Linked DNA regions of Homo sapiens: region 1 is linked to region 2. A link is an interaction called in ENCODE POLR2A ChIA-PET data of the cell type or tissue named here. Cell type or tissue: IMR-90. All regions are shown on one strand. Each heading gives the region's core, and the rest is flanking DNA. Links, peaks and the distances in the headings are about the cores only.

What was found. Peaks named below come from ENCODE experiments on the same cell type or tissue, not always from the same donor. Only the 100,000 strongest peaks of a DNase experiment are listed, where the experiment ranks them.
Region 1: POLR2A ChIA-PET joins it to region 2 with 12 read pairs; 3 of 35 experiments call an interaction of 5 or more read pairs at or near these places.

Annotation. Positions count from the first base shown.
Region 1 is chr6:107,304,107-107,315,864 of GRCh38, forward strand. All of the region lies in intron 2 of PDSS2 (decaprenyl diphosphate synthase subunit 2), which reads right to left. Among named protein-coding and RNA genes, the nearest start is that of PDSS2, 150 kb to the right of the region's middle. In IMR-90, for the core only: no CTCF peak of the experiment used is centred there; no DNase peak of the experiment used is centred there.
Region 2 is chr6:107,167,766-107,179,523 of GRCh38, forward strand. The region is part of intron 7 of PDSS2 (decaprenyl diphosphate synthase subunit 2); the gene reads right to left. Among named protein-coding and RNA genes, the nearest start is that of BEND3, 58 kb to the left of the region's middle. In IMR-90, for the core only: no CTCF peak of the experiment used is centred there; a DNase peak (open chromatin) is centred at 6,216.

The DNA.
Region 1 (11,758 bases), core at 2,241-10,240, 140 kb after region 2:
TTTTTCTTGAAATGCTTCCTCTCCCTTCCCCACTGAGATTATACAGTGGGTAGTAGCTGCCATGTCTGTTCTATGTGACCCTCAGTCTCCCCAACCCTGGTTGAGTGACCCAGAGCTGAGCAACAGGCCCAATCAAAGGCCCTTAGCTTCTTTCTCCAGGGAATCTGAAATTCAGGGTTATCTGGGAGTTGCCAGAGGCAATGCTCCAGAGCTACATTTACAAACTTCAGTTATTTACTTATCACTTTTTGTCATTTCTGCATATTCCGCATGTACTCTTATATACGTAACGCTTTTCTTTAGATTTTACCTTTAAGTCCTTTCTTAGGATTTTTATCTATGTATAGAGACACCACATAGCATAGAACTTAAAAGAGCAGATTCTAGAGCCAGGTTGCCTAGATTCACATCCCAGCTATTCCACTTAATAGCTGCGTGAGCTGGATCAATGTGCTCAGCTACTCTCAGTGCCCAGTCGTTTCATCTGTAAAATGGTGGTAACAATAGCACATGTGTCAAAGTGTCATGGGGGTTAAATTACTGTATATCTAGTCCTTAGAACAATAACTTCAATAGTAAGTGCTTACTAAATATTACCTATTACTGATTTTAAACCAACTCATCTTTCCATTTAAATAAATCTTTAGAGAAAAGTTGACATACCAACTATCTGGTAAGTATCGCTCAAAAGTGAGTCACCCACAAAGCAGCAATACCTGAACCTGTGGTGACAGGGAGTCATCCATTATACGACCACAGGCACTCCTGTGGGGAAATCCTGGGCTTGGCACAGACCACAGAGTCCTCTGGACTTCTGGATGCTCCTCTCGGTGGTGGGCAATACTTTCCTGCTCCTCCAGTCCCCTCTTTATCCCCCAGCCCTGACCAGTCATTGAAATCCCTTTCATAAACCTGTGAAAAATCACTGATTTAGACTTTCAGCAGAGCAGAAAGGTCTACTGAATAACTTAAAGTCTCATAGGTTTTAGATATTAGAACTATTATCCAGGTGCCCCAACTCCCAGACAATGCTTCTACAATCAATAAATTTTTTTCATCAGCAAATACTTTTTTTTTCATATTAACACCATACCTTCTTGAAAAGAAAATTGCTAAATATTTCAAGTAATGTCAATGTTTGGATCAAGGACAACTCTAGAGGGGTGGCAAGTGTGGCTTCTGAGTCCCGGTCCCCCTCCAGCACTTGGTCATTTTCCACTTCAGGTATCTATGGCCCTCTTGCTCTTACCATGCCTCCTCACATCAGAACCTTTCTCTGGGAAGAACCGTAAGTCATTTACGCTTTAGGGTGAGTTTAAGTTCATCTAAATGAAAAATTTTGTTATAAGAAAGCTCTGATTTTGAATCCTGGCTTCATTTTCTATCACATGTAGAATCTTACAAGTTATTTCATCCTCCAAAGCCTTGGTTTCCTCATTTCCAAATGGGATTAACAACAGTTATTTCATAGGACTGTTGTAAGGAGGAAATTCCATTCATTATGCAAGCAACAGGGATTCATGTAATGTCAAGTATCTACTGGGCAGCAGACATGGTCTATTCCTAATTACACCAATTATTTAGAGGTGTGGACAGATAACTAATGTCTTCTTTTTTTTGCTTTTCTGGACAAGTGGGCCTAATTCTCCAGCTTTATTTATTCATTCAAGAAAAGGTTAAGTACCTCTTATGTGGAAGGTACCCCAGAACATTGGGAATACAGAGTAGATTAAAAGTTGGTTCCAGAAACTTACAGTCTAGTGCGGAGGGGCCTTAACATTATATTTAGACCTTCCTAAGCTAGATCCAAATTTAAGACTCTTTTCAGAATAGAAGAATATTGAGGATACCCATCATCTAACCTGGTACCTCATTTTACAGTCGTAGAAATCAATGCCTGGAAATTCTAAGTACTTTGTTCAATGTCATACAGATAGTTACCCAAAGAGGACAAGTACCCCAAGGCCATATGGGTGACAGAAGTACAATCCTTATCTTTGAATCTTTTTTCTAATTCCTGATGCCCGCCCACAGAAACTGACTAAACAACTTAAGCATAAGTTTTCTGTTTGTAAGTGATATGGTTTGGCTGTGTCCCCACCCAAATTCATCTTGAATTCCCATGTGTTGTGGGAGGGACCTGGTGGGAAGTAACTGAATCATGGGGGCAGGTCTTTCCCGTGCTGTTCTCGTGATAGTGAATAAGTCTCATGAGATCTGATGGTTTTGAAAAATGGGAGTCTCTCTGCACAAACTCTCTCTTTGCCTGCTGCCATCAATGTAAGATGTGACTTGCTCCTCCTTGCCTTCTGCCATGATTGTGAGGCTTCCCCAGCCACGTGGAACTGTAAGTCCAATCAAACCTCTTTCCTTTGTAAATTGCCCAGACTTGGGTATGTCTTTATCAGCAGCATGAAAACGGACTAATACAGTAAATTGCTCAAAAAAATTGTTTAATGACAAAATAAAACCAGGTAGTACTGAATAATCAGATCCTTTTATGATGCTGGAATGCATATGTTCCAGAAATTATAATTTATTGGTGGTCCTTCAGATATAGTATGCAGATGTATTATTATACAAGGTTTTTAAAAAATTGAACTAATATCTGACAAGCAATTTTAAAAGTCAATTAACACTGACTATAAGGTACAAAACAAAGGTTATCAGAGATGAATTTTATAATCAAATTACTAAGTCTGCCTTTTTCTGCACAATAAACAGAAACAGTGACATCTGAAAATGCCCCTTTCACCTCAGAAAATGTGTTGTTTGCAAAAGACGTTAAGTTTGCAAATCTTTGTTTCAGGTCTCAAATAGTTATAAGCATAAGGATCTGATTTTCACAGAGACCTCTAAGACCACATTACTTTTGGTTGTACCTTCTTCTCTCCCACACTTATCTTTCTCTTTTCCTGTGTCTGCCCATGACTTCTCATTCTGGCATTCTGGATATATCCACTTTTGGAAAAGGCAGATAATATGGCTTATTGAAGTAGGCACACATTCTGTGAACATGCATTTTTAACAAATAACTAATAAAATGTACTTTAGAAGGATGTCCAAATGTGCACATGGTTCTACAACCTCATATTTTCTGAGCACCTGTGATGTGCTTGGTGATGCCTTTACACCATAAACACAATCACAATCCTTCTCAAGGACCTTAAAGCCTGGCATGGATAAAAATAATAATAATCAGAAACAGAGATATCTGAAAATGTCCCCTGTTCATCTCAGAGAATACATGAACTTTTTCACAAAGGGATAGAACTACGCATTCAAATCAGCGTACTTGATTCAAACTACTTGATTGAAACTACGCATTCAAATCAGAGTACGCATTCAAATCAGGGTACTTGAAGCTCATCTGATATACCTCCAACTCACAGATGGGGCACTTCTACTTTTTAAGCCTTTTTTTTTTTTTTAAACAGGCAGTTGAGAGGGTGGCTGTCTATATTATTGTACTTATTCTGACCAAACTGTGCAATGTCTTTATACTTTTCCAAGTAACCTGACCTTTTCCCATTTCTTGTGGGTATTATATTACCTTTCACGTCTTTATATATTTCCACATTTAATCATCTTGGCATGTTGCTACCATTATTGTCTTCCCTATTCACTGGTCTAGTTAATTCCTGTGTCCACAGTAGGGTTCTTTTTTAAAAAGGAAACCAGCTTCCTTTTACCACTCTGCATTCTTAGACTTTCTTCCAATGAAGTTCAATCACTTAAAGAGTAATATAAGCCAACAGTAATTATTTTACAAATACTGATGACTCCTCTCTTTACAAATGAGTGTATTTGTAAGTAAGCTTTGAAGATAGTAAGGCTATAAGGAATAAGATAAATGTGAAATATCTGAGTAGAAGCCACCAATTTCCCCCTTTAGAGGCCTTCCTGATAGTTGATAATACCAAATGGTTCACAAACCAATTTAGAAGTCAAAGATGAGCACAACGTACTAAGAAAGGAGAAAGAATAATTTAACAGGCACTCAATTCAGATTACATATAAGCGCCATTACAACAAGCTAAAACTTGTTCACCTTAATCTATCTATATATTTCATGACTACATGAAATAGCCTACTCCTGAGTTAATTAATGAAAAAACAAACTTTAAAAAACTAAATATTTTGATTATTTGTAACTTAAAAGAGAACAGGTAAAAATGGAAAGAACTGTTAACCTAGATTATCTGATTATAATTATTATCAACAAAATTATTTATGGAATATCTACTATGTGTTAGACCCTAGAAATATAAAGTATAAAAAGCATTTTTCTTTTATCGACGACTATGTATCAAGGTGTGAGTATGTATTCTTTCTCTTAAGGTAGTTTAAGACATGGTCTGTGTCCTGAGGGCTCATAGTTTAGTTGGAGATACAATACAATGAAATGAAAAGATTTAACAAGAAAATTATATAGTACATAAGTGTAAACTGAATGCCACAATCTATAACTGCTGTAGGGGTACACAGTTATGATCACTGAGGATTTGGGGGGAGGAATGGGAAGACTCCAAAGAAGAGGTGACAGCAAAGTTGTACTTCTCTTAGATGATGAGCACTTTAGATTACTGAATGCAAGGACGTTGCTGCTACACACCCACCCTACTCTCCATGCCATGCATGGCTGCCACCATAATGTGCTGGGGGGCTCCAGTCAGCTTGCTGCTGCTGCTGCTGATCCCAACAGGGCTCACTGCCCCTGCCAGACGATGAACAGAGTCGACAGCTGCCATGGAGTGGTATAAAAATGGCTGCAGCCAGCTGACTGAAACTGGAATATGGGTGGAGCACAGATTTAGCACAAAGGCTTGGGTGTCTCCTCTAGACAGTGCTTGAGGGAAAAAGAAATGAGAACAATACAGAAAAGGAGAAAAGTCCAGGAACATCCTTCATCTTCTAGCCACAGCCCCAAATGATTTGGATAAATTAAGGAGAAAAAAATAAATGAATTGTGAAAAAGTCATTTTCACAGAGACAAAAGAAAGTTTTACTTAAATTAGGCTACCAAAGAAATATGAGTTAACAGTTGGTCTTAGATATCACTGAAGAATATTTACTGCCAGTTAATTATCAGAATGTCAAGTCATTATACTTCCTAATTTCACCTGCACATTTTCATCTGAGCACAATGCCCTGCTGTGGTCTAAAACAGAGGCCTACATATTAATCAGAGTGGCCGTAACAGAGTTAACTCAGTTTGAAGAGAGCAGAGAAGCTAACTTAGACCTCTGTCTTCATTCTCATTCTGAAGAAAAGAATGAAGTCAAGATTTCTAACAAGAGGTGATACAGACAACACTCTGGCAAGCTGTTTCAAAAGATAAAAATGTACCCATTTGGCTTCTCTTTAAGTAATAATTTAGATGGCTCCTAATTGAACTCTCCTTCCATTGCACAGGTCTTGGCCTACCTTAAGCCTTCTCTATGAAAAAGACTGAGCCAGGAGTCCTGAGGGCAAGGAGTGCTGGTGAAGCCCTGGTGCCCACAATGCAGGAACGGAAGGATGCTGGGGTGTGCCACAGGTGGCTTATGGTAGGTGGCTGTCATTGCGAATCCTTGATAACACATGCAATTCCATTTCTCTGTGTTTCTACAAAGTCCTTACATGATTATTCTAATTATATTATTAATGGCATATCTTAAGCTGTTACATGGCACTACCCATAGTTGGATATTTATCATGTTAAATTATGAATTACAAACATTTCTTCATATAATATTTTACTTAAGTCCTAAAGCAAGAAAATCTAGAATAACGTACTATATTTGTCTGCTTGGATTGCCATAACAAAATACCACAGGCTGGGTGGCTTAAACAGACATTTATTTTCTCACAGATCTGGAGGCTAGAAGTCCAAGATAAAAGTGTCAGCAAATTCAGGCTGGGTGTGGTGGTTCACACCTGTAATCCCAGCACTTCAGGAGGCTGAGGCAAGTGGATCATGAGGTCAGGAGATCGAGACCATCCTGGCTAACACGGTGAAACCCCATCTCTACTGAAAATACAAAAAATTAGCTGGGTGTGGTGGCAGGCGCCTGTAGTCTCAGCTACTCGGGAGGCTGAGGCAGGAGAATCACTTGAACCTGGGAGGCGGAGCTTACAGTGAGCAGAGATCACGCTACTGCACTCCAGCATGGGCGACAGAGCAAGACTCCATCCCAAAAAAAAAAAAAAAAAAAAAGAGAAAGAAATGCAATTGTCTTAAGACTCCCTCTCCCTGAGAATCTAAAAAAACAACCAGGAAAGATTCACTGCCAAAAAAGAGAAAAGACTAAAAGTAATCACCATGCCCAGAGAGACTTTTCATCTATTCTTCTGAGGGCAGCTCTGAGAGATTACCTAGGACGCTTTATCTGCATATTAAGACAACCTTAGTTCACTGTGAATTTCTGCCCCTCACTTTCCCATAACTGGTTTGTCCTTCCATCCCATTCAGCGTCCAAAGAGAATCATTTACAAACCACTGTCTTGTCTTTGAGCCCATTCATTCCCCTAAAAATCATTTACTACCGCTTTAAAATTGCCTACAGACCTCCAACTACCTTCCTTTCTATGAAGAGAGTATTTAAGTCTCAACCATCTGGCCCTGAGTCTCATATCTGCAGGACTGTCAGGTCCATGTGCTCATTAATACATTTGTGTGCTAAATTTTCCCTGTTAATCTGTCTATTGTCAGTTTATCTATGCAGGCTTGAACCTTCAGAGGGGAAGGAGAAACTCTCTTAGCTCCTACACATTAAACTCAGTCCATTATAAAATACATTTAAAATTCAAGTATATTTAGCAAAAATAAACTTTTTTTTTTTTTTTTGAAATGAAGTCTCATTCTGTTGCCCAGGTTGGAGTACAGTGTTGTGATCTCAGTTCACTGCAACCTCCGCCTCCTGGGTTCAAGTGATTCTCCTGCCTCAGCCTCCTGAGTAGCTGAGACAACAGGTGCACACCACCACGCCCAGCTAATTTTTGTATTTTTAGTAGAGATAGGGTTTCATCATGTTGGCCAGGATGGTCTTGATCTCCTGACTTTGTGATCCACCTGCCTTGGGCTCCCAAAATGCCACCACAACCAGCTTTTTTTTTTTTTTTTTTGAGACAGGGTCTTGCTCTGTCACTCAGGGTGGAGTGCAGTGGTGCAATCATGGCTCACTGCAGCCTTGATCTCCCAGGCTTAAGTAATCCTTAAGTAATTCTCCCACCTCAGCCTCCCGAGTAGCTGGGACTACAAGTATGTGCCATCACTCCTGGTTAATTTTTTATTTTTTTGTACAGATGGGGGTTTCATTATGTTGCCCAGGCTAGTCTTGAACTCCTGGGCTCAAGTGCTCCTCCTGATTCAGCCTCCTAAAGTGCTGCAATTATAGGCATGAGCCATGACACCCAGCCTTCAATCAGCACATTTTAATATTTTGTTTTTTTCTCCTCTAAAGGACAATTTTGATAGGATGTGGGGTAAAAGATGAAGATACAGTGTAGTCCTTGAAGAGTCTATAATCTGATTATGAGAAAAATAAAAGCAGATAATATCAATAAAGTATGGTAAATGTAGTTATTGAGAATATGAATTTGCAGTAAGAAAGACCTGGTTGAAATCTTAGATCTGCTACTTTATGGCTCTGTAGATCTTGGCTAAATGATTTAACATTTCTAAGCTTGACTGTCCTTACCATATAAAGAGGCTGTGACTATTGACCTTTTAGGATTGTTTTGAGACATAAATGAGATAACATGTGTAAAGTGTTTTCAGCACAATGCCTTAACACATAGTCTGTGCTCAGTACACAGTAATTATTACTACTATCACCACTAATGTTTGTACACACTTATGCAGAGTGTGCTAAGGGAGCCCAGAAAAGAGTACTTAGGTTGGCCTGGGGATTAGGGAATGTTTCCTGGAGAAAAGGAGAGCAGAACTGTATCTTAAGTGAGGTAAGAGTCAGATGAAGAAAGGTAGGAACAATATCCCATGCAGAGGAAATAGCACAGTGCATGCAGCGTATTGCCAGTATTTGGCATTTGCTGGCAGGTCTAGTGCAAGAATAGTTATTCCTCACTTTCTCCCTTCCTTGGTATCCTACAGCACTATTGCATCTCCCTTCACTCCCTTCACTGGTTTGCCATCCATCCTCCCCAGAAATACCCTTGCTACCCCTGATGGCTATGTTGGATTTGTCCTTTAAGGACAATTCAATCCTTTGTAGGTGGACCAGGCCTCTCTAGAACCCTACCAGAACCTATTCTTTCCCTCTGTCTTATGAACATGAGGAGAGATGACCTGCAGAGGTAGTATAGCTAAGCTAAGAGTATGGGCTCTGGAGTTAAACTTCCTGAGTTCAAACCCTGGCCCCACTACTATGTCACTTTGAGCAAATTACTTCACCTCTGTGTGCTTCAGTTTTCCCCATCTGTTAAATGGGGATGGTAACAGCACTTATCTCTTATTATGAGGTTGTTGTGATGATTCAGTGAGCTGACACATGTAAGAAAACTGAAACAGGGCCTGGCTGTTAATAGCTATTAGCTAGCATTACCTAACAAGATTAAAAATCTATGCTTCATGGACAGGACATACTTGAGAAAATAAAGAATGCCTCAGATTAGAAATGTGGCCACCTGTGGAGGGTAGAAGGAAGAAGGGAGGATAAAAGAGGAAAGAGAGGAAAACTAATATTTACTGATTACCTACTAGGGGCCAAAAGTATTGCATTAAGTGCTTCATATATGTTTTTCACCTGATCCTTACAACAGCTGTGGTAAATAGATGGTATTGTCCCCAATTTTATACATGAGTATCCTGGTCCTCAGAGAGTTTACAAAATTTGCCTAGACAAATAGGATCAGAATTGAAAGCTATGGGTAGGCGAGTAGCAGAGTCATGCTCTTCCAACTGCTACTTCTCTTCACCTCCCCGGGGCTCCATTCTCTTAGTTTGAAAACTATATCAGACTTCACATTGCTAAGAAGAAATCTAGGAGCTGCCTAATTTTTTAAATGATTCTCTAGGCCTACTCCAGGAAATATAAACATGTGCTTACATTCTAATTTTATATCCTATGCTGAGAATTTAATAAAAATAATGAATTGTAGCATATAAACTAAGAGTATACTTCCTTGTTCAGAAGTTCAGAATATATTACAATTACACATTGACAATAAAAATATTTTTTAGAACTCCAATTCTATGTTTTCAGAAATTATAAATTGACTAGGCTTAAATTTGTTTTGTTTTACTTTATTTATTTATTTATTGAGACAGAGTCTTGCTCTGTTGTCCAGGCTGGAGTGCAGTGGCATGATCTCGGCTCACTGCAACCTCTGCCTCCTAGATTCAAGCAATTCTCCTGCCTCAGCCTCCTGAGTAGCTGGGACTACAGGCATGAGCCACCACACCCAGCTAACTTTTGTATTTTTAGTAGAGATGGGATTTCACCGTGTCGGCCAGGCTGGTCTCGAACTCCTGACCTCAAGTGATCCACCTGCCTCAGCCTCCCAAAGTGCCAGAGATTACAGGCATGAGCCACCACGCCCGGCCCTACATTTGTTTTATAATATGAAGCAGGGCCCAATTTAATCTTTAATTTACATTTCTTCCAGCCTAAATATTATGTAACATATTTTGTGGGCTTTTAATATCTTTAAAATGGTTCATATTTCCTAGTAATTTGAGTAGGGTATCCTCTTTTGTTTCGTATGAAATAACATAATATTCTTATAACAAAATGAAAATAAAGTTAAAGAAAACCATGAGGTCAGGTGTGGTGGCTCATGTTTGCAATTCTAGCACTTTGGGAGGCTGAGGCTGAAGGATTCCTGGAGGACAGGCGTTCAAGACCAGCCTGGGCAACATAGCAAGATCCTGTTCTGCGCATGAAGGTAGCACTTGTAGTCCCAGCTACTAGGGAGGCTGGGGTAGGAGGATCTAAGAGTCCAAGGTTGCAGTGAACTATGATTGCTCCACTGTTCTCTAGCCTGGGTGACAGAGAGAGATCCTGTCTCTAAAAACAAAAGAAAATAAAATAATACTATAGTATTATGGATGTTATATATGTAGAACGAGCTTTTTCATATTGTCAATTCTTTGCCAATGGAGATGATTCACACACACACACACACATCTTGTCACATGTTGGCCCTTATACTGATAAAACAGCACCAATCCTTCAGGGAAGCTCCAAATACTCTATGACAAGAAGCTGGGGGTGGTGGCAGTAAGGAAGCAGATAATCTTCTATAGAGACATTTTATATACATATATACTTATTTAACCTAAAAATATATTTTTTTCTTTAATTACAGTTTCCCATATAACCATCAGTGGGCTCCAGCGATGCAAGCCATATTTATTAGAGGCAGCATGTCAAATAGGAGTTGACAATTACAGTCTCTATCAATACATATTATGCCAGACGGTAATGAGCCATCCACAAAGGGCTAGCTATCCAAAATAATCATGCTGCTTTCCAGAGAAATGTCAAAGAGGTTATGGTTTATTACACAGTGCTCATTAGATATACAGTGGCAGCATTAGCAATTTTTCCTTCATTTGCGTCTCATTTAAGGATCTGCCCCCACAAGCACAGTCAAATTAGTACGCAAGGTTAAAACCATTATGCCCTGAAAAAATTAAGTTGCATTTTATTTTACAGTAACGGTGGATCAAAGGTCCTTGGAATCTATTATTTACAGAACCATTATCTAACACAGCATATTAACAAAAGGGAAAAGAAAAGCAATGCCCTGCCAGCATGGCTTGGACAGGAACAAAGGCAGACTGTTTGAAATAAGCAAATACCATGTTACTTAATTAAGTAGCCCTATAAAAACTATTTTTAAAATAACACTAAGGTTGTGACATCAACTGACAAAAGTCACAAAATTAAAGTTAATGAAGTACCAACCTGTACTTTAAAATGTCTTGTTTACATTAACTTATTTTTAAACATTTTAATACTGTCATTATATATAATTTTTAAATAAATTTACCAATTACTCTAAATACTTATTTTCTTAAAAGGATAACCCATTTTTAAATTTTTATAGCAAACCCACATTTATCAATATTTAATAAAATAGAATTTGCAGATATAACTATTATAACCAGAAAGATGTGATCAAGAAGGCAGATCTTGGAATAAGTTACAAAGATTTAAATAAATATTGCAAAATAATAGATACTTAATGGATTTTGCCAAATCAGCAGATAACTGGTTAACAGCATCTGAATTACTGGCAGGATAAACATTTGTAGCAAAGAGATCTTTTGAAGAGATTTCTAAAGTCCTGATTGGACTGTTAATAAAATATCAAAATTCATTACAGTTAGAAGGATAATATTCTGAATGTACTTTCCCCACATTTTATTAACAGACCTCAGTTGTAGTGATTATTCAAGGATCCTTTCCTTTCATTTAATGAACACTTATTGAGTGCTGTCATGTCAGACCCTGTGATAAGAGTCTGAGAATTCATTAAAAAGAAAAAAGAAAGAAAGAAAGAAAGCATATCTCTGTACTTGAGAAGCTCATGGCCAGGTCAGTGAAGCATTTGGACAGGAAACCAAATGATTTGAATCTTGGGCAATAATTGCTGTCCCAGAAGAAAATACAGCTTGCCAAGGGAGCCCAGATGAAGAGGACCTAATTGAAATCTTGATGAAGTAAGGTAAGGATTACCCAGGGAAGTAACAGCTAAAGTGAGAATTCTACCCAGTGAGAACTGTAGGGGAGAAATACACTGGGAAGGT
Region 2 (11,758 bases), core at 1,506-9,505:
GCTTCCATGTAGTTGAGCAGTTTTGGGTGAGTTTCTTAATCCTGAGCTCTAGTTTGATTGCACTGTGGTCTGAGAGACAGTTTGTTATAATTTCTGTTCTTTTATATTTGCTGAGGAGTGCTTTACTTCCAACTATGTGGTCAATTTTGGATTGGTGTGGTGTGGTGCTGAAAAGAATGTATATTCTGTTGATCTGGGGTGGAGAGTTCTGTAGATGTCTATTAGGTCCGCTTGGTGCAGAGCTGAGTTCAATTCCTGGATATCCTTATTGACTTTCTGTCTTGTTGATCTGTCTAATGTTAACAGTGGGGTGGTAAAGTCTCCCATTATTATTGTGTGGGAGTCTAAGTCTCTTTGTAGGTCTCTAAGGACTTGCTTTATGAATCTGGGTGCTCCTGTATTGGGTGCATATATATTTAGGAGAGTTAGCTCTTCTTGTTGAAATGATCCCTTTACCATTATGTAATGGCCTTCTTTGTCTCTTTTGATCTTTGTTGGTTTAAAGTCTGTTTTATCAGAGACTAGGATTGCAACCCCTGCCTTTTTTGTTTTCCATTTGCTTGGTAGATCTTCCTCCATCCCTTTATTTTGAGTCCATGTGTGTCTCTGCATGTGAGATGGGTTTCCTGAATACAGCACACTGATGGGTCTTGACTCTTTATCCAATTTGCCAGTCTGTGTCTTTTAATTGGAGCATTTAGCCCATTTACATTTAAGGTTAATATTGTTATGTGTGAATTTGATCCTGTCATTATGATGTTAGCTGGTTATTTTGCTCGTTACTGGATGCAGTTTCTTCCTAGCCTCGATGGTCTTTACAATTTGACATGTTTTTGCAGTGGCTGGTACCGGTTGTTCCTTTCCATGTTTAGTGCTTCCTTCAGGAGCTCTTTTAGGGCAGGCCTGGTGGTGACAAAATCTCTCAGCATTTGCTTGTCTGTAAAGGATTTTATTTCTCCTTCACTTATGAAGCTTAGTTTGGCTGGATATGAAATTCTGGGTTGAAAATTCTTTTCTTTAAGAATGTTGAATATTGCCCCCCACTCTCTCCTGGCTTGTAGGGTTTCTGCCGAGAGATCCGCTGTTAGTCTGATGGGCTTCCCTTTGTGGGTAACCCGACCTTTCTCTCTGGCTGCCCTTAACATTTTTTCCTTCATTTCAACTTTGGTGAATCTGACAATTATGCGTCTTGGAGTTGCTCTTCTCGAGGAGTATCTTTGTGGCGTTCTCTGTATTTCCTGAATTTGAATGCTGGCCTGCCTCGCTAGGTTGGGGAAGTTCTCCTGGATAATATCCTGCAGAGTGTTTTCCAACTTGGTTCCATTTTCCCTGTCACTTTCAGGTACACCAATCAGACGTAGATTTGGTCTTTTCACATAGTCCCATATTTCTCGGAGGCTTTGTTTGTTTATTTTTCCTCTTTTTTCTCTAAACTTCTCTTCTCGCTTCATTTCATTCATTTGATCTTCAATCACTTGATACCCTTTCTTCCACTTGATCGAGTCGGCTACTGAAGCTTGTGCATTCGTCACGTAGTTCTTGTGCCATGGTTTTCAGCTCCATCAGGTCATTTAAGGACTTCTCTACACTGGTTATTCTAGTTAGCCATTCGTCTAATCTTTTTTTAAGGTTTTTAGCTTCTTTGTGATGCGTTCAAGCTTCCTCCTTTAGCTCGGAGAAGTCTGATCATCTGAAGCCTTCTTCTCTCAACTCGTCAAAGTCATTCTCCATCCAGCGTTGTTCCATTGCTGACGAGGAGATGCATTCCTTTGGAGGGGGAGAGGCGCTCTGATTTTTAGAATTTTCAGCTTTTCTGCTCTGTTTTTTCCCCATCTTTGTGGTTTTATCTACATTTGGTCTTTGATGATGGTGATGTACAGGTGGGGTTTTGGTGTGGATGTCCTTTCTGTTTGTTAGTTTTCCTTCTAACAGTCAGGACCCTCAGCTGCAGGTCTGTTGGAGTTTGCTGGAGGTCCACTCCAGACCCTGTTTGCCTGGGTATCAGCAGCAGAGGTTGCAGAACAGCGAATATTGGTGAACAGCAAATGTTGCTGCCTGGTTGTTCCTCTGGAAGCCTTGTCTCAGAGGGGTACCCGGCCGTGTGAGGTGTCAGTCTGCCCCTACTGGGGGATGCCTCCCAGTTAGGCTACTTGGGGGTCAGGGACCCACTTGAGGAGGCAGTCTGTCCATTCTCAGATCTCCAACTCTGTGCTGGGAGAACCACTACTCTCTTCAAAGCTGTCAGACAGGGACATTTAAGTCTCCAGAGGTTTCTGCTGCCTTTTGTTTGGCTATGCCCTGCCGCCAGAGGTGGAGTCTACAGAGGCAGGCAGGTCTCCTTGAGCAGCGGTGGGCTTCACCCAGTTGGAGCTTCCCGCTGCTTTGTTTACCTACTCAAGCCTCAGCAATGGTGGGCGCCCCTCCACCAGCCTTGTTGCTGCCTTGCAGTTCAATCTCAGACTGCTGTGCTAGCAATGAGCGAGGTTCCAAGGGCGTGGGATCCTCTGAGCCAGGCACGGGATATAATCTCCTAGTGTGCCGTTTGCTAAGACCACTGGAAAAGTGCAGGATTAGGGTGGGAGTGACCTGATTTTCCAGTTGCCATCTGTCACAGCTTCGCTTGGCTCGGAAAGGGAATTCCCTGACCCCTTGCACTTCCTGGGTGAGGCAATGCCGCACCCTGCTTCAGCTCACGCTCGGTGCACTGCACCCACTGTCTGACAAGCCCCAGTGAGATGAACCCGGTACCTCAGTTGGAAATGCAGAAATCACCCGTCTTCTGCATTGCTCACGCTGGGAGCTGTAGACTGGAGCTGTTCTTATTCGGCCATCTTGGAACCACCCCCCCCCCCCCACTTTTTTTTTTCTGAGACAGCCTCACTCTGACACCCAGGCTGGATGCAGTGGCACAATCTCGGCTCACTGCAACCTCCACCTCCCAGGTTCAAGCAATTCTCTTGCCTCAGCCTCCTGGGTAGCTGGGATTACAGGCATGTGCCATGATGCCTGGCTAATTTTTGCACTTTTAGTAGAGATAAGGTTTCACCATGTTGGCCAGGCTGGTGTCGAACTCCTGACCTCAAGTGATCCTCCCACCTCAGCCTCCCAAAGTGCTGGGATTACAGGCATGAGCCACTGCACCCAGCCAGGTTTATACTATTCTAACCATACTTCAACTGGTTGTCTTTGCAACAATCAAATTAAAACCAACAAGCGTTTATTGGACACCTATATAACCTAGGCATTTGGTATATGCTGGAAATACAGAGAGGAACACAGTTGCTGCCTCCCAGGACCACCTGTTAGAGAGGTAGTCACAGGCCTGTAGAACAGAGAGGGTTAAGTAGAACAGTGAAGGAATGGACCCATGACCTTGGTTCTTTTTTGTTCTTTTTTTAAATACGCCTTTATTTTGGAGACAGGTCTCACTCTGTCACCTAGGCTGAAGTGCAGTAGCAAGATCATAGTTCACTGTAGCCTCAACCTCTTGGGCTTGAGCCATCCTCTCACTTTAGCCTCCTGAGTAGCTGGCACTACAGGCACGTGCCACCATGCCTGGCTAATTTTTGTATTTTTTGTAGAGATGGGTTTTGCCATGTTGCCCAGAGGCTGATCTTAAACTCCTGGGATCAAATGATCCTCCTGCCTCAGCCTCCCAAAGTGCTAGGTAACAGGTGTGAACCATCACAACCGTCCATGATCTTGGTTCTAATAGCCATAGATAAAAGACCACAATTTTTTTCAAGTTCTTTTTTTTTCTTTTTGAGACAGCGTCTCACTCCATCACCTAGGCTGGAGTGCAGTGGTATGATCAAAGCTCACCACAGCCTCAAATTCCAGCCTCAAGCAATCTTCCCACCTTAGCCTTCCGAGTAGCTAGGGCTATAGGCATGCATCACCATGCCTGGCTAATTTATTTATTTTTATTCTGTGGACATGAGCATGGCGGGTGGTCTCATCATGTTGCCCAGGCTGGTCTTGAATTCCTGGCCTTAAGTGATCTTTCCATCTCGGCCTCCCAAGGAGCTGGGATTACAGGCGTGAGGCACTGCACTCAGCCTAAAAAAGGCATTTCCATTCCTGCCTTCATCTACATTTTGAATGGGCAAAGTCCAAGCTGATGCATAGAAAGAACTTTCCAAATCTTCAAGCCCTTATGGCTTGAAGATCGCTGTAGTCATAAACAGCACAATAAATACGAAAGGTGAATTAACAGTCAGTGTTTAATTTCTCTGATATAGCACTTTAGGGCACTAATATAATTAAATCTCTAATTAAGTCAACTAAATAATTGTATAAGTGCAGTATCACCTGAAATAAATTAAGTCCAAATCCCCTGCTAGGGGATCCAATTAAAGATATTAACAAAGAGAGAAGAGGATACAAAGTACTTAAAATTAAGTGCATTATTATTTAACATTTATTAAACACCTTTTGAATGATACATGTTGCTCTTACATAAAAGACCCTCTTGAGAAAATCACTGTATGTCTCTGAAAACTATGTAGTTCAAAAGTTCTAAAAGTTCTTTTAAAATATTAAAGAGAAGGCCCCGGCATGGGTTCTGAGTAGTCTTAGGAGAAGTGGAGGCAGCAGCCACTTCTGCCCAAGGAAACTAGAGAAAGACTTTAAGACTTAGGAGAGGCCAGGAATGGTGGCTCACACCTGTAATCCTAGCACTTTGGGAGGCTGAGGCAGGAGAATCACTTGAACCTGGGAGGCAGAGGTTGCAGTGAGCTGACATTGCGCCATTGCACTTGAGTCAAGGCAACAAGAGTGAAACTCCGTCTCAAAATACATAAATAAATAATAATTTTAAAAAAGAGGACAAAGGAGCATTCTGAAACACAGACCAGTGAATTTATGGAGAATTTATGGCAAAACTTCAAAAAGGGTTGTTAAACAGATGGTTTGTGGGCTCTAGAAAAAAAGGCAATGGTGGTGGCAGCCCCAGGATAAGTGGGTCACAATAAGCAAGTCATAATAAAACACACACACACACATTCTTTTTTTTTTTCTTCTTCTTTTTTTTTTAAAATGTGGCCACTTGGCTGGTAGCTTCAGAAATAGGATAGAGTGGCTGGGCACGGCAGCTCACGCTTGAAATCCCAGCACTTTGGGAGGCCGAGGCAGGCAGATCACGAGGTCAGGAGTTCGAGACCAGCCTGGCCAACATGGTGAAACCCCTTCCCTACTAAAAATACAAAAATTAGCTGGGTGTGGTGGCGTGCACCTGTTGTCCCAGCTACTGGGGAGGCTGAGGCGGGAGAATCGCTTGAACCCAGGAGGCGGAAGTTGCAGTGACCTGAGATTGTGCCACTGCACTCCAACCTGGCAACAGAGCGAGACTCTGTCTCAAAAAAAAAAAAAAAAGATAGAGTAACTTTGGATTTTTGAAGTTTAGTCCTTCATGAATAAGGCAGAGAAACAGGGTACAGGTCACAGTATGGTAAGATAGATTTGAACATGTAAAATAATTATTCCTAGGAAATGTTTAGTAGTGGATTTATATTGAACAGGAAAACAGGCCAGGCGCGGTGGCTCACAGCTGTAATCCCAGCATTTTGGGAGGCCGAGGCGGGCGGATCACCTGAGGTCACGAGATTGAGACCATCCTCGCCAACATGGTGAAACCCTGTCTCTACTAAAAATACAAAAATTAGTTGGGCGTGGTGGTGCACACCTGTAGTCCCAGCTACTCGGGAGGCTGAGGCAGGAGAATTGCTTCAACCTGGGAAGCAGAGGTTGCAGTGAGCCGAGATCGCGCCACTGCACTCCAGCCTGGTGATGGAATGAGACTCTGTCTCAAAAAAAAAAAAAAAAAAAAAAAAACGCTTAGAACAGGAAAGCAGTCTCTAGTGTCATGCTACCAGAACTTAATGCTTGGTTTCTTCTTCTTATCACGTTTCTATGCATTACTTGAATGAAGATGAAGAAGAAATGCATATTAAATTTTAATTTTCAGATGTCACACAGCCAAGAGAGATAGGTAACACATGGATAGTATCAAAATTTTAACGGTATTGACATGTTGAACAAAAGACTGATAGTAGCCAGTAAAATCTAACAGGGATAATTATATAGTTGTATATTTAGGTTTCAAAAATTAATTGTAAAAGTATAAGCTGCAATTTGGCAGTGACTCATGAAAAATGTTGAGAATCTTTAATAACCACAGTCTTGGTATCAGCCAAGGCTGTGATGTAGGTACAAAAAAATGCAAATGCAAACTTTGGCAGCATCAGCAGGTGTACATGTCCAAAACACAGGCAGGAATGGTCTCACAGCACACGGACGGTCAACTAATGTTTAGAAAACTATTTTCAGTCCTGGGGGCCATGAGTCAAGAGGGGCACTGGCATGATAGATTGGGTCCAGTATTAGGATGAAGAAGGATTTGGAAACATGTCACCTAGGGAATGTTTAACCTGGAGGAAGGGAGGATATAAAAGCCATCTTCAAATATCTGAAGTAATTAAATGGAAGAAGGAACAGTCCTGTTCTATGTGCTTCAGGGGACAGAACAAACAGCAACAAGGTAAAGTTTCTCGGAAGAAGATTCCACTTATAAATAAGAAAAGAACCTTCAAATGACTAGAGTTGTCTAACAACAGAATGATTATTTTTGACAAGCTGTGGGTTCCCTATTATTGGAAGCCTTCAGTGACTGGATGACCACATGTAGGAGAAAATATGACTGAAACTCTTCGCCAGTGTGAAAGATAGGACGACGCTGCCTCTAAAGGTCTACCCAAGCCCAAGATTCTAGCTGATAGTGCTTAACTGAAAGGTCTTGACAGCTTCTGAGTGGCAAGACTTGGTACAAAAGGAAAAGCTACAGTTTTCTAATACAATAAACTGTGAAATGCATTGCAAACAACATAAAAGCATTCCTTTTTACTCAGAGTTAGAAATTATTTGCAAGAGTCTATAGGAAAAAAAATTCACCGATCTTAATTAAACATCTTAATCTGACAAAACTAGAAAGAGACAAAGAGAATTTTAAATAGATTTCTCAATCATATGAGATTCACATGCAAAAATACAGTAAGAATAGTAGTGTTTCCCAATATTAGAAAAGCAATAATAATAACAGCAATGACAATAAAGACAATCTCATATATAGTACTTACTGTGTGCCCAGCACTGTTCTAAGATCTCTCTCTTGGCCAGGTGTGGTGGTTCACGCCAGGAATCCCAGCACTTTGGGAGGCCAAGGTGGGTGGATCATGACGTCAGGAGTTCAAGACCAGCCTGGCCAACATGGTGAAACCTGTTTCTACTAAAAATACAAAAATTAGCCAGGCATGCTGGCACACGCCTGTAATCCCAGCTACTCGGGAGGCTGAGGCAGGAGAATTGCTTGAACCTGGGAGGTGGAGGTTGCAGTGAGCTGAGATGGTGCCATTGCACTCCAGCCTGGGCGACAGAGTGAGACTCCATCTCAGGAAAAAAAAAAAAAAAGATCTCTCTCTCTCTCGCTCTATCTGTATCTATACCTATATCTATCTTCTACCCTCACAACAGCCCTACGAGGTAGATGCTACTATTATTTTCATTTTACAAAGGAACAAATTTAGGTAAGAGCAAGTTGTCCAAAGTAACACAGATGATAAGTGCTGGAGTCAAGATGAGTTCTTGTTCTTAACCAATATGCTATAGTCCCTTTCTTTCACTCTTAAACAAACCAGAAAGCATTACAATTTCATTTGAGAACATAACACATACCTATATCGCTAATGTCCTTTGCATGCCTATGTACAAGGACAGATTTTTTAAAAGATACATATCACAGATTAGAAAAAAAATACCTCCAGTCAAATAGCTTATGATAAAGCCATATTTATAGAGATTGCAGAAAATTGAAGCCATTATTTAATTATGTACCTCTACTGCAACACATATATATTTTCCACCAACCTAAAAATGCCATATGGTTGTAGAACAAATGTCAGTAGAAATTGGAGGTAGAAATTTTCCACATTTTCTGCTAAGAAAAAGGTCATGCATATCTCAATTGATTAAGTATATTCTTCTGGTCATACTTTTTTGTTGTTGTTGTTAAACCTAAAGGCACTGAGCAAGACAGGTATTATCTCATCCGCCACTGAGTCACAAAACAAAACTAGTATATTTTTACTTAAATCCTTAACTAACCAAAACTTATTTTTATTAAAATTATCAACCAAAGGCACTCACTGCAGTAGTGGTATTTGTGGTTTCATGCAGTGACAATACCAAATATTGCCCCAGGTTATTTTCACTGCTTTTATTTATTTATTTATTTATTTATTGAGATAGAGTCTCATTCTGTCTCCCAGGCTGGAATGCAATGGCACAATCTCAGCTCACTGCAAACTCCACCTCTCGGGTTCAAGTGATTCTTCTGCCTCAGCCTCCCCAGTAGCTGGGATTATAGGTAAGCGCCACCACACTCAGCTAATTTTTGTATTTTTAGTAGAGACGGGGTTTCACCATGTTGGCCAGGCTGATCTCAAACTCCCGACCTCAGGTGATCTGCCGGCCTCAGTCTTCCAAAGTACTGGGATTACAGGTTGAGCCCCTGCGCCCGGCCAAAACATGTCTATTTTTGAAAAATGAATTCCCAAATCATATTGACTATTTAAAATGTATTCTATTCCCCCTTAACACACACACACACATACACACACACACACACACACACACACACAAATATAAAAGCATGTTTAGTATAGTTTTTCTTGCCCTGTCCTCCACGTTTATCAATTTTACTGTTTTCTAATTTAAAACTGTATGGCTATTATGCTTAGTCTGGATGGTATGCAGCCTCCTGTTGGGAGTGAGACTTCAGAACTTATTTCAAGGCTCAACCTCTCTGCTAAGTACGTTTGTGAGTTCACGCTGTGGCCTGCCATCCACAAAGAGCTGAACACAACGCAACAGCTCATTTCGTACAAATTATCATAACTGAACAGATATAACCATACTACTGTATATGTATAAATACTCCTAAACCATATGGTAGGGATACATTTATATGATATAAAATATATCTACATCATATAAACATGTTTATATGGTTTAGAGGTATTTATATATAGTTTAAATAATTTTACTGGTACACTTAAAATTGACCTAATTGTTGACAGAATGGCAGAGAAGAACTGAGACAAAGTAGTGCTTGCTATGTCAAGGAGTGAAGGTCAATTTGGATGACAGAGTGAGACCCTGTCTCAAAAAAAAACCAAAAAAACCTGCATTTCAGGGTATGAGCAGACATGCCTGCTCTCAAAATGTAATTAAATGAGACAAAATGGACGAAGTAATTCTTTTTTTTTTTTCTATTTTCTTTACATGTATCTGCTGAAACACGTAATGTAATTCTTTTTTTTTTTTTTTTTGGGAGACAGGGTCTCACTCTCACTCAGGCTGGAGTGCAGTGTTGCAATCTTGGCTCACTGCAACCTCTGCCTCTCGGGTTCAAGTGATTCTTGTGCCTCAGCCTCCCGAGTAGCTGAGATTACAGGCATGTGCCACTGTGCCTGGCTAATTTTTGTATTTTTAGTAGAGACGGGGTTTTGCCATGTTGGTCAGGCTGGTCTCAAACTCAAACTCCTGATCCCAGGTGATCCGCCCGCCTTGGCTTCCCAAATTGCTGGGATTACAGGCGTGAGCCACCATGCGCAGCCTGTAATTCTTAATTTATAAACTTGCATCAACATTTGATAGGTTTGGCATTTGAGGTTAGTAATATAGAATTATATTACATTTAGGATTAATTTCACAGGAAAAGCAATCACTGCCTCTTGGTTGTCATGTCTTCCAAAGGAATATTTGGTGATTTATAAATAATCATGGATTTATCCATATTCTGATTCAAAGTTAATTTTTAATTTTAGTATCATATTCCAAAGAGAAACTTAATTCTACACATTGAAATTCAAAAGCAAAACTGGGACTGTAAAGCTTTTTAGCAAACTCTGTAATAGAAATTCAACAAGCAAAACATGTCATAGGCTGTAGACTGCAGCAATGAGCCACTCTTGCCTGTAGCTTTTTTAGGAGTGAATCAATAAATAGTAAGCTCTGTAATCTCATGACAAATACTAAGCTGGTTATTTAATTAAAAAGAATACTGTGGGATGAGAGCATTCACATCATGTAGGAATCAAATAGTCCTGGGGGTATTTGAGGAATATATAAACTATGTTAAGAGTGAGTTTCGGTTTCTGTTATTTTACTTGAATCCCTATCTTACTTATACATTTCTTATATCCTTCTCATGTTCCAATTTTCATGTGCTTTAGTATTTGGATGCTGATACCTAGGGACCACTTGCCCCAAACTACCACTATCATCATCCATGTGATCCTAGATTCCTAGCATCCTAAAATACATCCTGATATAAGATGAGTTTAAAACACATTTATAATTTCACAAGAAAGCACCTCAAACGACAGAGAAATTCTATCTACATTTATTAATGAAATAAATGTAGGCTTCAGCCACGTCTTCTAGGTAGGTTGCATCAGTGTGGGGGCCAATGTATGAGGTGAAGAATGTATATTTACTCTGTGCCATGTAAGTGTAATCATATCTGCAAGATTAACAGCTCTTCCAAATGTAGGAGGTCTCTACGCTATGGTGTTATGGAAGGTGTATTTGTTAACTTAGATTGTGCCTCTTTCAAGAGAATGATGATCAGAGTTTGTTTTAAATGGTTATTATCTATAAAACTTTCTTTTCAAAAGTGAAGCATGCTTATCAGCTTAAAGTCACAATAATTATTACACTGGTTCAGCAAACATAAATCCTAGCACAGTCATTTATTAGACAATCACATTTCTGAGACCAGAATTATGTTAGATTATAGACTAATACACACCGTTTTCTGGATGCTTGCAAGATCAGAGCCTGAATACAACAACAACTTTTTGTAGTATGTCTAAAGCACTTTGAGAAGCAGGATGGTGGTAAAGAATACACACTGCTGCTGGGCGAAGTGGCTCACATCTGTAATCCCAGCACTTTGGGAGGCTGAGGTGGGCGGATCACTTGAGGACAGGAGTTCGAGGCCAGCCTGGCCAACATAGTGAAACCCTGTCTCTTAAAAAAAACAAATAACAAAAGAGAATACACATTGTGAAGTCAGCAGACCTGAGTAGAATCTTGACCCTGTGAGATAATTGTGTGGACACTGTTAGGTTATTTGAGCTCTTCTCTATAAAAAGAGGGGATTCACAGAATTCGATAGAACCATTTGATTAAGGTGTTTAGTGTGTGTCTTAAACAGTGTACGCTGCAAAGCACGCATACAATGGCATGCATCTTAAAGAAAGTACAGCACATAGAAAGGTCTACCCATTTTTCTGACAGCTGCACACAAATCTTAGGAATCAATTAAAGATACAGGTTAGCATAATCTTCTTAGATCCAGGATAGGGAGATCTTCCACAGGGGGCACCATTGCGCTACACACTAATCAATCTTCAGAGGTACAGCTTTGGTTTTATTATGATTTAGTTAAGATCCTTCTTCTTCTTTTTTTTTTTAGATGGAGTTTCACATTGTTGCCCAGGCTGGAGTGCAGTGGTGTGATCTCAGCTCACTGCTGCCTCTGCCTCCCGGGTTCAAGCGATTCTCCTGCCTCTGCCTCCTGAATAGCTGGGATTATAGGTGCCCGCCATTACGCCTAGCTAATTATTGTATTTTTAGTAGAGACGGGGTTTCACCATGTTGGTCAGGCTGGTCTCAAACTCCTGGCCTCGTGATTCGC